Linked DNA regions of Mus musculus: region 1 is linked to region 2. Evidence: chromatin loops called from intact Hi-C (ENCODE). Cell type or tissue: heart. All regions are shown on one strand. Links, peaks and the distances in the headings refer to the core of each region. The heading gives the core; the rest is flanking DNA.

Region 1 (8,328 bases), core at 168-8,167, 59 kb after region 2:
AAATAAACATTGAATGTTTTCTTTCATTTGTGGATCCTGGATTTTATATAGATGTACAAAATAATACATTATTTTATAGATACATAAAATACATATATTAATTTTTACATCTAATATATACTGTATGTATGTATATATACATATAATATATATATGGTCAAAGTACAGAATATACTTGCATAAGTAGGTTTTTCTACACACAGAGAATATACAACCATAAAGAGGGCTGAAGACATGGTTCAGTGGAAAAGCGCTCACTAGGTATGCCCAAGGCCCTGTGTTTGATCTCCAGCACCAAAATAATAAATATAGAGAGAAAAATAAAAGATTATTTATTGCATTAAATAAAAAAAAACCTGTCCACACTCTATGCAGTACACTCTCATCATGAGAGAGAGAATACACATGTGTGTGCATGTATATGGTCATGGAAGCACATATGTACGTCTGTATATTTGTATGTGTATGATCTAAAGTCTATTTAGCTGAGGCTGATTGTGTAGGGGAAAACACTGGATACTCTTGTCTGTAAAGTCTGAGAGAGACACTGGAATAAGATACAGAAACCCAATCACACTGCTTGTTCTTGCTTGTCTTCACAGATAGCATCTGAGTGACTGGATTTTTTACTCTATAGATGTATTTGTTACTTAATTAAGTAATTGATTAAAAAAAATGCTGGAGACAGGGTCTCAGTACCTAGGTTCTGAGACCAACTATGTTCCAACTCTCATCGCCTCAACCACCTATATATACTGGGTATATGGCACCACACCTGAGCTTTGGTTTTATTTTAGCATCATACATATTATTTAGTTTAACAAGTGACTTTTTAAAAAACATATCTGAGTTCATTAAAATATGGTAACAAACACATGGAAAAACCTAGTGCTAGAGGGTCTCTGCATATCAGCTTCTTGTAATTACCCTTCAACAAGAGTCATGGGTGAGTCAGTCAGAGGGTGGCCAGTGCCTCTCTGAGTTAGAGTTAGGAGGAGCACCATATGAGGTCATCAGGAAGATCGAGCAATCTGGAGCAATGGGTGTGTCTATGCTATGATTTGAGGCAGTGACAGAGAAAGGGAAGAATCCGAAGTCACAGGTGACCAGAATCACAAAGCCTGCTACCCACATCTCCGAGATCCACAGAATGGAAGACTCAAGGCTCTCCTAAAGAAAAGAATGGGGGTCATGCTGCCTCTACCCACTTTCAGGGACCCAGAAACAGGAGTTTGTTTGTTTTGTTTTTGGGTTGTTTTTTTTTTTTTTTTTTTTTTTGGTTTTTTCGAGACAGAGTTTCTCTGTGTAGCCCTGGTTGTCCTGGAACTCACTCTGTTGATCAGGCTGGCCTCGAACTCCCAAATCCACCTGCCTCTGCCTCCCAAGTGCTAGCATTAAAGGCTATCAACTACACTCACAGAAACATATTTGGTGAAGAGAGACGATGCTTTGCATCCTGAGAACACCTACAAAGAGGTTTTTGCTTGTCTTCTGTAGTAAGGATAGAACCCAGAATCTTCTGAAGCTAGGCAGATCTCTTGCCCTCTCAGCCGTGCCTTCCCCCAACACTTAAGTGTTTGCATCTCTTTTGCCACAATTCTCTGCTGGTGGTAGAGGAGAGATGCTGGGATGATGTATCAGATGTGGTTAAAAAAACAAAAGTTCCATCAAGCGCTGGCAGAAATGGCTTTTTATTTTTTTATTCTCTGCAGTCTGCATCCTCTGAGGATGCTAGTAAAGGGGCCTTCCTCTTTCCGATTGGGACACTTTGGTTGCTGGGATTTTTGTCTTTCAGCTTGTAGTTGCAGTCTCTGCCTCCCCAAGATGGCCGCCTTCCTGAGGTATCTATGTGGATATGCTGATCGCCTCTATTAGTGGGCAGAAGTCTTACTGGGCCCACCCTACAACCTCATCTTAAGTGTCTGCAGTCACCCTGTGTCCAAATAAGGTCACGTTCAGAGGCAGTGGGGATGTCTTCTTTACCCAACACACAGCACAAAATATGGGAGAAGAGAATCTACAGAGTTTTGTTGAACTCTTTCTAGAGGGAAGAGAGAAAGAGAGAGAGAGAGAGAGAGAGAGAGAGAGAGAGAGAGAGAGAGAGAGAGAGAGAGAGCACATAGACATTGACCAGGTACTGCTATCCTCGGGCTGGTCCGGGAACAGGTCTAGGCAGACTTTCCCAACCAAGTGCTTACTAGGCCTAAGCATACTTAGCTTCTGAGATCAGGCCAACCTGTGCTTTCTGGGCAGACCGGACTAAGCAGACTAAGGCACTAAGGCGTTCCCTTAGCTTCGGCATTTGTCCCATCAGGACCCCAGGCTCCTCACACTTGTGGCCGAGGCATTGTTTCTATTTCGTCTCACTCGATTCAGGAGATAAATTTTGAACATAATGTCTGTACTATAGATGGGGAACCAACCTTCCAAGATCTGAAATCGTAACTCATGGTCATGATGCACAGTATTGAGAGCACCCAGAGGTCCTATTCCAAGACAGATGGGCGCTGGTCCTGGAGGCAGGGCAGGCAAGGCATAATTGCTGGTGCTGGTCTGTGGACAGTACACCATGAGGGGCCTTATGAACTTCCAGTCACTCCCGCCCACTCTGTTCTCTGGTGGGAGCTCAGGCCTGGTGCCTTATTTTTGTGGCGCCGGGGACTCAAACCAGGGTCTGCCCTGTCTCTGAGCTACATCCCAGAGGGAACCTGGCAGGTTTCCGGGTTTCCTTTCTTTGCAAGAAAGCGATTCAGGAAGAGAAAGCTGCAGGTATGGCTCAGCTACACCCACCTTTGGTCATTTTCTAGCCTTTTCCCCCAATCATGAAGGTCAATTTTCAAAATACCTTTTCTGTATGAAGCCCCTCCCGCCCTTTTCAGAAGAATCCTGACAATATATACCAATAGTACTGAAGACCCAGAATTCTCCAGGAACCTCCCAGAGCTCCCAGCTCAGCTTTTCTGAGTGGAAAAAAAATGGTTTAAACCCCACGTGGCATTGTGGTAGGCCAGGGACAAAAGGCTGCCCAGGCTTACCCTTGTGACTGGAAAGTTTCAATGATCATTAGAAATACAGGTGATGGACATTCAAGAAACATCGTTCTCTTTTAAAACACAATATTCTGTTTTGTTTTTGTTTTTGTTTTTAAAGATCCCTGTCTTTTTGTACATTCCTTAATATCTAGTATTTGTTCCAACACAATGTTGGTAGCCAGAAGCCACCGACCTGAGGTTGGCAACTCTTAGAGAACGCAGCTTTCCTCTATAGAACAGCAAGTTGCTACGGTTCAGCCAAATTCTATCTGTCTAATAAAAGGTGGGGTTTTGTTTGTTTGTTTGTTTGTTTTGTTGTTTTGGCTGAAAATTCAGAATTATATGTAGCAAACAGGGCGGCTTCTGGATTATTATTAAAGCAAAGGCATTGAAAAGAAAAAAAAAAAAACAAGAAGAAAGTATGGTTGGGGGTGGGGGATGACAAGTGTGGCAGGCACCAGGAGAGGGGGCGCACAGACATACAAAGTTTTTTCCCAAACTGAGCCACTCCCTCCAATTTCTGTGGTCCCCAAATTACAGTGTCCGACTGCATTTTGCTAAGCCACCAGTACCCCAACCCACCCGGGCCCCTCAGTCCGTTTGTCTATCCACCTAGCCCCTGACACCCCCTCCTCTCTCTAGGCACAGATCTCCCTCCGCGCCCCGGCTTGGGCAGGTAACTCACCAGTTCAGCTCCCTCTCCACCGCGCTCTGTGGAAACTGAAAGTGGCCACTGAGCGGGCGCTGTTCGCTAGTTCATAGACTCTACTGCCGCTGCCGAGAAATCACGTGGATTCAAAGTGCCAGCCCCAGGGCGCGCGAGTAGCGTGCCCGGAACCCGCCGCGGCTTGGAGATCGCAGCGGGACATGCCTCTCTGACTACTGAGACTGGGTAAGGTGGGCATCTGCCAGGAAGTGGGTGGGGCCAGAGCGCAGCAGGACCCGCACAACCCTTCTTTCTACACTTCCCAGAGACGATGTAGGATGAAGGCAGGAGGAGCCACTGAGCAAAACTTCGTGGAGTTGGGTCCAGGGTCCAGTGGCGACAGCGGCTCATCACCTGAGACCTGACCTGGACAAGCGCGGCCTCCAGGTGTGTCTCTGCTGGTCCCTGGGTGCAAGGGTTGCCTAGGCTACAGAAGAAAGCTTGGTGCAGGGATAAGGGATGGAAAGAGGTGGGCGGTAAGAAAAGGACTACAGGGCCAGCGTCAGCCCTGGAAAGTTCCTGTCTCTGTTCCAAGTTCTACAACCTGCCCTGCCTCTTGTCTTTGTCCCAGAACAGGAGGCCAGGCTCCTCCTGAGGATGGTTTCTGTGACATCCCACAGTGAAGCAACTTTCCCAGAATGCTCTGGGGGAGGAATGGGGAGACAGTGCATTAGCACTGTAGGGCAGGGTCATCAGCACACCCATGACCCCCAAACCTCAGGCTCAAGTCCTCCTCTTAAGTGCTGGCTACATCACCTTAGGCCAGTGGTTCTCAGCCTTCCTAATGCTGGGACCCTTTAATACTGCAGCCTCACGCTGTGCTGACCCCCAACCATAACATTATTCTCGTTGCTACTTCATAGCTGTAATTTTGCTACTGTTACGAATCATAATGAAATCATTTGACTTGGCAGAGGTTGGGTCCCCCAGATTGAGAAACACTGCCCTAGACAAAAGTCTTGACTCTGAGTTTCAGTTCTGTCATCTGTCCTGAGGACCAGAGAAGGAGCACCTTCCAATTCCTTCAGAAGAAGTTAGAGCAGATGTGCTGTGTGCCCAAAACTCTTAAGAAATCCTTCTACGTTAGTCCCCTTCTTTGGATCTCAAATTCCTGTGACCTTCTAACCTCCTCCCTCCCGGGACCGAGCCGGAAATCTAGAAAGTTCTTGACAGGCAAGAGTGTGTGTGGGGGGGAGTCATTATTATTTTGACTGATTACTTATGTGTGACTCTTAGCTTTCCCAACCTTACCTGGCTCGCCTCTTACAAATAGATGCCTTGTTTTTAGCCAGCCTCCGTTTCCTATTGTCACATGGTGGAGTCCCAGCCTGTGGTACATGGTGGGCTGTCATCTGTTAGTGTGAGAAGAGTTACAGCCCAACAGTAAGGCTCACCCCATATTCTCCCAACCATTATGTGTTGCTGGACCTACATCCTTCCCTGCTGACAGAGGGCTTTCAGTGGACACAGACAAGTAGCCACCACCCAGAAAGACAAGCACGGGCCATATTTAGATGTACTTAAACCCACACAGCCCCATGAAGGATCCAGGCAGAGGTTAACATCTCATTAGATGTCTCATCCAGAGATGTCAAGGTCACACAATAATGGCAATGAGAAACACCGGATCGGAAACCCAGTTCCATGCCTGTTGTGGAAACAGGCCTGCCAATAAGGGTTCTGAGAGAACCATTTCCCCAGAGTTACCCTGTGTTCGGTCTGTGTTATGAAGGTATCCTATGAGCTCAGATGCTGCCATCTTCATGAGACTAGGACATTAGACCCTCTCCTGAGTTTCTGGCCACTCCTCCCAGTCACTTGTGTGCAATTCTGCCCTAATTGCATGAGGCCTCTAGACAGGGCAAGAGTATATAGGCTGGGGAGAACTAGAGGGGAAGGCTCCACCTATACAGCTCTGGGGAAGCCATCAAGCCATCGTCCATGCTGGGTGGAGACTTTCCAGTGTAGCTGCTTTGGGGTCACTGTGCTCTGTAAGTAAGAAAGTACAATAAACTCACTGGTTCCCCGGGGAGAACTGTGGTGAAACGGACTTTTGGGTTGTAATTAGGAGGGGAAGATAGATGCTGTTCACATCTCCCCAGGGAAAGACTTTTCATAGCAGCTCAACCAATGGCTTGAAAACCATGAATACCAGGTTCCCTTGGCTAAAGTACATAGGGTTCTTCTTTGGTGGCTTGCATGATTATCCACTTTGGAGAGCTGGGTCCCTGTGTGTGAGAACTGGCCCAAAGTGCCAGAAGATTGAAGAAGGGTGAACAGACGGAGACCTGGACAGAGTACACTTCACTGGGAACTTACTGCAAGTGTTACAGCTCTGAAGAAAAAGCCTTCCCCAATGGAACAGCTCTGCTCTGAGGGGGAACATTTCCCCAGTGCAACTGTTGCTGCTCTTAAGGCTAAGATATTCCTTGGCAGTTAGGTTTGTGTAACAAACCTCATGCAAGAGGGTATCTGCTATTGCTCAGGTAAGCAGCAACAATACAGGGAACTGAACAGGAGACCTCTTTGTGTGTGTATGTGTGTGTGTGTGTGTGTGTGTGTGTGTGTGTCCACAGGAGATTTCCAAGGCATGGATTGGTGAGATTTCAAGTCAAGCTCAGGGATTGGTGGGATTTCAAGACAAGCTCAGGGATTGGTGGGATTTCAAGATCAGGGATTGGCGGGTTTTGATAGGTTTTCAAACCTGGAAGTGGGCTCGAACCTTTAACCTTACACTTACAGATGGAAATATTAGGTGACTGTAAGACAAGTGGATCCCCACACCCCAAGGAGGTAGAAAGGGTCCTTCATTTGGGAAAAAAAGTCCCCTTTACCTAAGGCCTAATAAACCAGCAGCCTACAGACCAGCAGCCTACGGACCAGAGATGAGAAGATGTACTGCTCAGAGCCCTGGCTGGGGGAAGCACTGTTTGCTGTCTGGAAAGAGCAGAGCCATAGCCTCCAGGCAATGGATTCTAATCAGGTTTGCCAGCATCTGACCTGGGCCAAGGTTGTCCTGGTCCTTAGAGGTTAACCCAATGCACAGCTTCTGGAATGGGGGAGGGGGGCAAAGGAATGGGGGGTGGGCGACACAGAGGAGTAGGTTTCAGAGAGGGTCTGTCTGTTCTGTTCGAACAAGCCTCTGCTCTCTGGGTTGCCATAGATCCTGTTATATGCTCTCTGGGAACCTGTAAGTGCCCCACCCCCCAACAGACCTAGAGACCTGCTCCAAAATGACAGACAAGGATACTGGGGGTGGGGGCAGTACACCTGTTTTCTATTATTGCTAAGGATGCCTTCCAAGGTCCAAGCTAGGGTATGGGGGCTGCAAGAGGACACTCTAAAGGGCTTCTCAGAATGTCCTTAGTGATGTAAGAGTTTCTGGGCATGACATAGGGGTTACCTGGGTGGCAAGCTCTCCTGCCTATGCTCTGTAGCATTAAGGGAAAGCCTTGGGATTTAGGGGCTCCTTAAGGGAGAGATCCACTGTAGCTTCTAGCCAATGTCGCTACCCTAGAGACCATTACAGAGCCTGAAATTCCTGTTGGACATCTGGGGCTGACAAACACTTTTTTTTTTAGATTTATTTTTATTTATGTATGAGTGCTTTGCCTGTTTGTATGTATGCTAAGTGCATGTCTGGTGCCCTCAGGGACAGAAGATGGCATTGGATCTCCTGGAAACTGGAGTTAGGTACAGTTATGAACCACCACGAAGGTGCTTAGAGCCAAACCTGGGTCCTCTGCAAGAGCAACAAGTGCTGTTAACTGCTGAGCCATCTCTCCAGCCCCTAAGCATTTTTTTTTCCAGGAACCTTTCAAGAACCCTCCCCACGCCCCTGGCTGCATCTAGTATCAGACTCATGCTCTGAGATCCAAGGGCAGAAGAGAACAGGGATAAGGGGAGCTCAGACCATGAAAAGGGAGCGGAGAGGGCTTGGAACTTGCTGCCTAGTCCAGCTTAATTGGTGAGATCCAGGCCAATGAGAGTCCTGGTCTCAGATGCAGTAGACAGTGAACAAGTGAGTTTATACTCTGGTCTCTACAAGCAGGCACAAAGACACATACACACCTGCACACACATGAACACAAAGATTCACAAATGCACGCACACATGCATTTGTTTGTTTGTTTGTTTGTTTGTTTGTTTGTTTGTTTTTTCAAGTCAGGGTTTCTCTATATAGCCCTGATCATCCTGGAACTCATTCCGTAAACCAGATTGGCCTCGAACTCAAAGATCTGCCTGTCTCTGCCTCCTAAGTGCTGGGATTAAAGGCATGTGCCGCCACCACCCGGCTGTACATGCATTTTTAAAAAGGTGACTTTACTTGTCTCACAGTACACATACATAATAGCCTGTTGTGGAGGCTGGAAAGTCTTATGGCATCATAAGTATGGCCTCAGAAAAGATATCATACTGCTTCAACTCCCAGTAAAGACAGGCAAGGGGGCACAGGTGGAGAGGGGGGAAGACAAGGGGTGGTCCGGCTTTATCACAGTCTGCTTTGGGAGTCACTAATCCACTCCTGATTGATCAGGAGCTCACGACCCTGAGAATCAGCTGAAAATTTATAAAAATAAAAAAAAATGC
Region 2 (8,328 bases), core at 251-8,250:
ATTCAACCTCCACTGAGGGTCTGGAGGCACTTCCTGTCCCCACTTCCTGTCCTGTTCCTTTGGGCTGGGGTTCTCTCCTGCCTTCACTCCCTCTGCCCTCTGCTCTTTCTCCTCTATCCCTTTCCCTTTGTGCCTTAAGAGCCTGCTGGCCTCAGTCCTGCTCTACTCATTGGTTGGCTGGGAGGAGGGGGTAGGTAAGGGATAGAGGGGCTCAGACTAGCTCTTTCTGTCCCCACCTGGCCAGGACTCAGGGCAGTGTCTTGAGTGGGATCTTTCACTGAGGGTCTTTTCACAGCACCTTCCCATGTTCCCCACGTCCCTAGCCCACAATACTATGGCCTCTGGGTCTACACAGATTTTTTTAAAGCAATGGTCATATGACCCATTTTGACTTATTACAGGTCCCCAGTAGGTAGAATGAGAAGTGGGTAAGCAGCAGGGAACTGACCACCTTTTCTGACCTCCAAGCAAGTCCCAGGACACCCAATCAATGCTGGGGGGGAGGGGACCCTGAGATATGGCTTGTGCGCAAAACCCCCAGCTCTGCCTGTCTTTCTTATGGATTCTAGGCAGTGCCTGCAGCCCCAAACCCTGTGCGCACCCTACAGCCTCCTATTCAGTGGGTGCCTAACAGGTAGACAATGCTGGAGTGCTTTGGGTAGCATTGCTGTGACAACACAGGAGAGCCTAGTGTAGCCGTCTGCACATATCTAGATGGGCTTGCAGTGCTCTGCTGAAGATGGCCAAGGTGCGAAAGCCCGGAAAAGCAAGCCCTCTGCAGAAACACCTCAGGCACGGCCACCGAATACTGAATGATGCTCTGGATAATTTTAGGACTTTATTGTTAATATCTGAGGTTCGATAATATTTTTGTGGTTACATTAAGAATAAAAACGCAGGGAATGGTGGGGCATGCCTTTAATTCTAGCTCTTGAGAGGCAGAGGTAGGTGGATCTTTGTGATTTCAAGGCCAGCCTGGTCTACAAAGGAAGTTCCAAGCCAGCCAGAGCTACACAGTAAGATTTTGTCTTTAAAAAAATTTAGATCAATAAACATAAGAGTATTTAAAACTTTCCATACTAAAAATATTTACAAGTAAAATTGTAAAGTATCGAGCCATAGCTATACAGAAAAACCCTGTCTTGAAAAACCAAAAAAAAAAAAAAAAAAAGAAAAAAATTGTAAAATATCTGGAAACAACTTTAAAATAATTATGTGTGCATGTGTTTGTACATGAGTACATACTGTGTGTGCACATGAAATTTTCTGTTTTCTTTTTTTTAGACAGAGTGTGGATGTGTAATCCTAACTGGTCTAGAACCAACTATGTGGCCCAGATGGGCCTCAGGGGGCTTCTCCACTGTAATGCCTTAACAAACACACAGTGTAGCAGATGCTGACTCTCTGTAACTTTTTTGAAACATTGTCTAAACTTATTCTAAAGGAATTTGTTTAAAAGAATCAGTTGGGGAGGGTGACATCTGAGATGCTCCCTGGGACCTATGTGGTGACCTGCGAGAACCGATAACCATGAACTCCACTGAGTTCCACTGAGTTCCGAGAGTAAGCACCACAGCTCGCACACCCTCGTATGTACACAAAATAAATAGAATAAGCTGTAAAAAGAAACAGTGAACTGAGGACTGGTGAGATGGCTCCAAGGGCAAAGATACTTGCTCGCTGCCAAGCCTGACAACTTGAATTCAATCCCTGGGATATGACTCGTGAAACTTCTCCTCTGACCTCTGAACACACACTGCACGTGTGGGTACAACACACCCCCTCCCATCCCCAAACAATAAGTGAATAAATGTAATAAAATGCTTTTAATGAATTGGACTCACACGACCTGACCCTGAGAGAAAACCACACTGTCACTGAATAGTAATTAGCTGCAGGGAGATCTCCCATGGCTGGATTCAATCCTTTCAGACGATGCAAACCCCTCTTTCTGGGTGTGTTTTGTACGGAGAAGTGCATAGGAAACACACCTGAGGTCTACACGGATTAGCTTGTCCAATGGTCTGGAATTGATTTGAGGTGGAGCCAGAAGTCAGGGCATGAGGTTGCTACAACCTGGGAAAGCAGGTTTGATGCAGGTGAGACTATAGGCTCACTAATCGGAAAATCCAAAATCCAAAGTCTGTAATAGTTTGAGCGCTGATGTCACACTGCAAGTGGAAAATTCCAGTCCTGACAGGTCCCAGCCCTAAGTGCAGCAGGTCCATTATAGAAACGGGATATTGCTTTCAGAGGGCTTACACGAAACGAGTGAATGTTGTGTTTAGACCCGGTTCCCTTTCCCAAAGTATCCCATTCTGCATATGCAAACATTCCAAAATCTGAAGAAAATTTAAAACCCTTCCAGTCCTGAGTATCTTGGATAAGAACTACACAACCAGAAAGTAAAAACATAGTATACAATGAGCGAGAGGAGGACAAGACTGTGACAAATGACACCATGATTCGGTGAGAGGACGGGTTTGCTTAGCGAGGGGCTCCAGCCTACAGTTTTTAAAAAGGTTATTCTTGTATAAGAATCTTAACACTGACTCCCAAGGAAAGGCTCAATGTCTTGTTCACAGAAGTAGAAACTGAAGTACAAGGACTCAGCCAGCTTCCATGTGGCTGAGAGAACTCCTGGTTATGGTCAAGGGCCTGGTTGTTCTGAAGTGTGAGGTATTTCAGGGACAAGGGGTTCAAAGGTGATGAGATTAGCCATAGAGGCAGGATGAAGGAGAGACTTGTGTGGGGCTCTGAGACAGAACTCCATGTGGTCCAGTACTTGAGGCTCCTGGGAGAGGGCCTGACCACTGATGGGTCTCATAACTGGCAGAGTAGGGCTGATTGGTCTGGTGGAAGAAGGCCGTCAAAGATTTATCAAGTCTCCCCTATAAGCCCTCACCCAGTTTTCTGCACAGCCACCCAGCCACCCTGTGCACTCCGGGTTTTGTCTTATTACTTACTGGACTTCCAGAGGCCCTGGGCTCTTCTCCAGAGTGGCACAGAGGAAGGTAAGGCTCGTGGGTTCCAACTGACACTCTTGAAGGCTGAGAGAGGGAAGAGGATGGGGCTTCAGAGAGGACCCTTCTTCTATCAGACACCCTCCCCAGAACTGCAGGCCTCAGGTGCCTCTCCTATGCCCCGCAGAGCACACTCCCCTTCCCAACTCTCCTGTGACCAGCCATCACGATATCTACATCAAAGCTGCTCCACGTGGTGACTCCTCTCTGTCCACCACCTCTGCCGGAGCCCAGGCCTCATCTTCACTCACCTGGATTCCTTATCACCTCTGACTTCCACTCTCGATGTCACAATCCATCACCACCCTCTGAGGGTCTCACCTTTTTTTTAATTTGTAAAATGTGTTTTGCCTGCATGCATACACATGCACCAAGTGCATGCCTGCTGCCCACGGAAGACGGTGTCAGACCCCCTGTTATTGGAGGTAGGGATGGTTGTGACCTGCTGTGTGAATACTGGGAACCGAACCCAAGTCCTCTGCAAGAGCAGTGAGTGCTCTTAACTGCTGGATCCTTTCTCCAGTTCGTGTTTGATCTTTCAACACTGAGAATCTAATGGGGCCTCCCCACTGCTCAAAATCCACTGCTTAAAGCCCTCAGTGGTTCCTTAGTACCCTTAAGTAAAAACTGAACACCCCGCCCAAGCTCTGCTGCTATGTGCTCTAGCTACACTGCAATGCTTCCAGACGTGCCCTCATCCTGGCCTTTGTTCATGTTGCCTCTCCTGCCTGGGGCATGACAAGTTCCCTCTGAATAGCTCTGTTGGCACCAGCTTAGGCATCTCTTACTTAGGCAGCTCTGATGGGAGAATGCCAGGTCTCAGGAAGGTCTTCTAGCCCCTTGTGGCCTAGTTGGGAAATCCCCTAGATCCCCTTGTGGCCAGACTTTTCTGGAGTATGACATAAACCCCTTTCTAGAAATGAAAGTCTCAAAAGCAGACAGAGAGAGAGTCAGGGTGGGGGAGAGTGGGTTTCCAGTGTGTTTCAGAGATATGACAATCTTCTCTTAGGAGAGTGTCAGGCCTTAGCTCCACTGAGGTGATCCAAAGGGCCCAGCAACCCCCAGAGCTAGGTCCCCTGTCCTTTTCTTTTCCCATCTCTCAAACTCTTTTAATTTATAACCCCGAGCTCCTGGCTCTGCCCAATCCCTGACCCCTAAAGAAAAGTGGGAAACAGTACCAGAAGCTCCGGGAGGTGTACCGCTGACTCAGCTCCAGTACCTGGACTCCAGTCTGGAATTTTGGTTCTAGTGCATCCCTTGGAGGGGGAAAAGCATAGCAAAAAGAAAGCTTGAGCCACACCTGGGGGGCTCCCACGCCCTCAGGACTTCCACACCTGGAAGGGATCTGGAGATTTGATTCCAGCCAGGCCCCTCATTGTTCAGGTGGAGGAACTGAGATCCATGAAAGGGAAGCTGGGGCGAGGAAAATCAACAATTCACACCCGTCCAGGGCAGCCCCCAACCAGGTGAGTGGAGACAGAATGGAGTGCCTCCCCTGCCACCACTTTGTCAAAACCGTATTTCTGTCTCCCTGATCCACAATTCTTTTGCCCTGAGATCCCGCAGAGACCCTAAGCTAGGGAACCAAGAGCACCTAAGCCAGGGGCTAGCCTGGCTTCTGATCGCCTGCGTTAGCTGTGGTGAAGTCACTGCCCAGCTGTGTGGACAGCCTCCAGGGTTCGGGCCATGACGCCTGTTGCCACCAGGGGGCAGCTGGAAGAGCCTGTGAAGTGCTAAATTGGAGTTAGCCTGGTTTTGCAGGGGCTTGCTGACTAGTTAGCCAAGCTGCCCCAGAGACCTCGCCAGACCTGGCGGTCATTCTTGGGCACCAAAATGTCTGTCAGGGTGGAGATTGTGCATCCACAAGAAGCAGGAATCAGAGCTACAGGCTAGCTCGACTGCCCAAATCTCCTCTCCTCACCTGCTGGTCCCAGCTCCTCGAAGGAAGATGCAGTCACTCTCAAGGCTAAAAGCGAAGAGGAGGAAGCTGGTTGAGAAGAGGCCAAGGGTCCCCTCCCGAGAAGGGCTTAAGGGACCAGGAGATAGCCTGCCACCCAGGGACTATAGTAACAATGGATCAATCGACAGCCACGGTTAGTCTTGGTTGCAGGGCTCTTGGCCTATTATTTCAGCGCCCTCTCGTGGTAAAGCAGGAGAGAAGGCAGGCTTCCATGCTCTATCCAAATAAGGACATAAGAACCCTAACGTTAAGGACCAGCATTGGCCACCTGCCACCACACCTCTATTCTTAGGATTCTCAGGGAAGGAGGAGAAAGGCAGAGGGTTTTTACAGGCTTTTTATATGGGGGAGATCCAGGGCTGTGGGTTGGCTGGTGCCTTCCCCTCCAGCTTCATAAACTCTGGAGATGCCAGTTAAGCCAGTCCCTGAGCCCCGAAGGCCACCAGCCAGCCCCTAGTTTGCTCAGGAGTATCTAAGGACAACCTGGAGGGTAAGGGAGAGTGGAAAGATGTTTGTCCCAAGGAGAGTTTGGAGAAATTTGATTGTTCCTGGTACCATGGAGCCACAAACTTTACTGATTCATTCATTCATTCGTTCGTTTGTCCATTCGTTCATTCATTTATTTCATTCACTAATCCTAGCACACCTTCACTGCACCTGGTATCATCTAAGATCCTGAGGATGACCCCAAATGACCTGTAAAAATGAGGCCTCAGCAGGGGCTTATGAGAGGAGGGAGAGGGTGGGGGACAGGGCAGCCACTCACCTGACATCTAAGTGGAACACCCACTGCAGGGAAGACAGACACTGGACCAAGCTAAAGACAGCATCCATGGACAAGCCATTCCTGCTGAGGCTGAGGATCACACAGTGACAGTGGTGAAGGACTCAGACACGCTCTCTGAATTTCAGAGCACAGGGCCAGTGATGGGAGTGTCTCTGGCCGCAGATGGCAGACCCCAGTGAACCCCCAGGTGACCATCACAACCCTCCCCCCCAACTTCACTGCACAGCTGTGGAGATGAGCTAGGCAGGTAGGAACTTGCTCAAGGTGACAACTGGAGCCCAGAGCGCCCTCTGAACTCTATTTTGCCGCCTGATAAGGGAATGGCGGGACTCAGGGTAAATTAAAAATGGGAGGAGACTCCTTAACAGGAGCGGGAGGAAAGCTATCTCTTCTCCAAGGAGACACAAAGGAGCTGCTTGGAGAAGGCCTGAAGCAAACGGCGGGGCCCTGAGTTCTTTGAAGTAAGTCAGTGTTTAGTCAAGCCAGGGGGAGGCCTTGTTGAACACTTGCCTGTGTGTTGCTGTGGGAAGAGGGCTCATACGCACTTTCTGGTTACATCTTTACTGTATCCAGAAGAAGACCCGAACAACCCCTCTCACTGGTGGGAACCCAGAGGCCTTGGGGGGTGGTTAGTTGCTTACTTCAAGGACTTCAGGGGACCCAGTCCTGGGAGCAGCTCGGTTAGCAGGATCACTCCTTTGCCCCCCAAAGAGTTGTCTGATAGGCTGGAAAGGAAGAAGCAAAGGTTAGTGGAGGATGTAGGTTCTGCTTTGGCAGCAGTGTGGTCACCTGGTTCCTGGGACCAGGAACCCAATCTAAGCACTACGTCACAACTCTGCACTTCACACACGGGACACTTCCATCCCCCTACCCCCACCATTCTTTCTAAGATTTGTGGTCTTCTGGGAGCCAGACATGGCTGCAAAGGGCACCAGTGTGAGATGTATATTTGGAAAGAAAGTCACTGTCCCTCCCCCCTCGCCCCCCAGGTCTCTGAAGGGTCTCTGATGTCAATGAGAAAGAAATCTGGGGATCAGACTCTTCAAAAGAAAACAGGACACCTGCATTCTATCACCAAGCAACACTCTACTGTCCCCACCGCTGCCTTTCTGGAATCAAATACTCACTCAAGATGATCCAGGTTGTGGGTCTGGCAGCTGGCTCTCAGTGCCTCACAGAGCGTCTCTGTGTGCTTGGCCAGGAAGCCACAGTGTGTCAGCCTGCAAGGGGCAAGACCCACACAGCTCTGCAGTGCCCACCAGACACTGTATCCAGAGGAAAGCTGCCCCTAGTGGGCAGAAGGGTGGGATTGTGGTACATGGCATTGAGAAAGGCAGGAGGACTAACACACAGCATGCCCCAAATAGCAGAGAGGCATAGGGCTGGGGTTGGAGAGAGAGAGAGACAGAAATAAACAAGAGAGCAACAGAGACAGACAGGTTGAAATAGAGACAGAGACAGGTAGAGATTGCATCAGGGGTAGTTAGAGATAGACATAGGCAGAGACAAAGAGACACAGAGTGACAGTGGCAGAGACAGATAGGGACAAAAAGCAAAGACAGAGGAGAGATAAGAATGAGGACCTTGGAGAAAGAAACAAACTGTGAATGAGATAGGCAAGGAGAGAGACAGACAGACCAACCGACCGACAGACAGGCAGGCAGGCAGGCAAAAAGAAGGTGATGTTGATGGGAAGATGCAGAGCTGAGGGGAGCCCAGGCTGATGCCCAGAACTGGGGATCAGAGGCTCATGGCTCCCCTTTTCTCAGTTCAGAGTCTCTCCAGCCCAGGGTGCAGGGTACAGGATAGGGCTGCCTAGACAGTAGGAGGAGACGGAGGGATGGGCTATGCAGGAAACAAGAAGTTGACAGCCATAACTCCTTGACATGGCAGGTTGTGGTGTCTTCTGGGGAGCCTTTGAGACAGGCTTAAGGCTTGGGGACAAGGAAGGGAATATTGCCATTGTACCTGATCCTTCGAGATCTCTGGGACAACTCGGAGGTCACAGGAGACACGAAGCTGATAAGTGGTGCCCTCCTGGAGGAACACATAGCAAGGCCAGACTCAACACATCTTGCCTCTGGTTCCAGGGTCCATTGCCAAACTCACTGTCAACCTTTCAGTCTCGGTGCTTAGCCAGGGTCGTGAGACTTTAGTCTGGCATGTGACTGGGGCTAGCCTCTCTCTGGGACTAGTTTGGCACATGTGAGTTGTCTCAGTCTAGTGCTAGCTAGCTGTACACTTACATTGAGTAAGTGCTCAATTCACCTTGGTTATGGTCACCATTAATATCATTGTCATTATCACCACAGGGGATGGTAGAGATGACAGATCCCCTCCCACCAACCTTCAGAGTTCAGACCCTATGCAATATGCAATAGCCTGTGATTAGACACACAAGACACAGAGCTAAGCCTCTGGCCATGTGCTGCAAGTCCCTCAAAGGAGGGAAACATATACCCCTTTGCCAAAGGAAGGTAGGAGTTCTGGCCATATCAGAACGCCATGCCAGACAGACTACTCTCAATATTTAGGCTAAAACCTTAAGCTTCCATTGA

The links. Hi-C counts contacts between places; a loop is a spot of excess contacts. Peaks named below come from ENCODE experiments on the same cell type or tissue, not always from the same donor. Only the 100,000 strongest peaks of a DNase experiment are listed, where the experiment ranks them.
Region 1: a loop joins it to region 2, with 1.8 times the contacts of the local background. A loop is called at or near these places in 2 of 42 quality-filtered maps.

The regions. Positions count from the first base shown.
Region 1 is chr8:94,429,823-94,438,150 of GRCm38, reverse strand. 9330175E14Rik (RIKEN cDNA 9330175E14 gene) reads left to right here and starts at 3,048. Exons shown (of 3, transcript NR_015514.2): 1 at 3,048-3,315; 2 at 3,675-3,924; 3 at 4,005-5,024. It also overlaps a transcript of Nlrc5 not described here. In heart, for the core only: a CTCF peak has its summit at 3,760; a DNase peak (open chromatin) is centred at 3,800; H3K4me3 peaks cover 886 bases; H3K27ac peaks cover 371 bases; H3K27me3 peaks cover 3,748 bases.
Region 2 is chr8:94,488,992-94,497,319 of GRCm38, reverse strand. Nlrc5 (NLR family, CARD domain containing 5) reads right to left here. Exons shown (of 49, transcript NM_001033207.3): 15 at 7,739-7,807; 16 at 6,898-6,990; 17 at 6,412-6,495; 18 at 5,750-5,839; 19 at 4,945-4,989; 20 at 4,202-4,279; 21 at 2,967-3,050. Among named protein-coding and RNA genes, the nearest start is that of Mir7072, 12 kb to the left of the region's middle. In heart, for the core only: CTCF peaks have their summits at 4,708 (motif pointing right) and 5,183 (motif pointing left); DNase peaks (open chromatin) are centred at 4,729 and 5,109; H3K4me3 peaks cover 520 bases; H3K27me3 peaks cover 2,462 bases.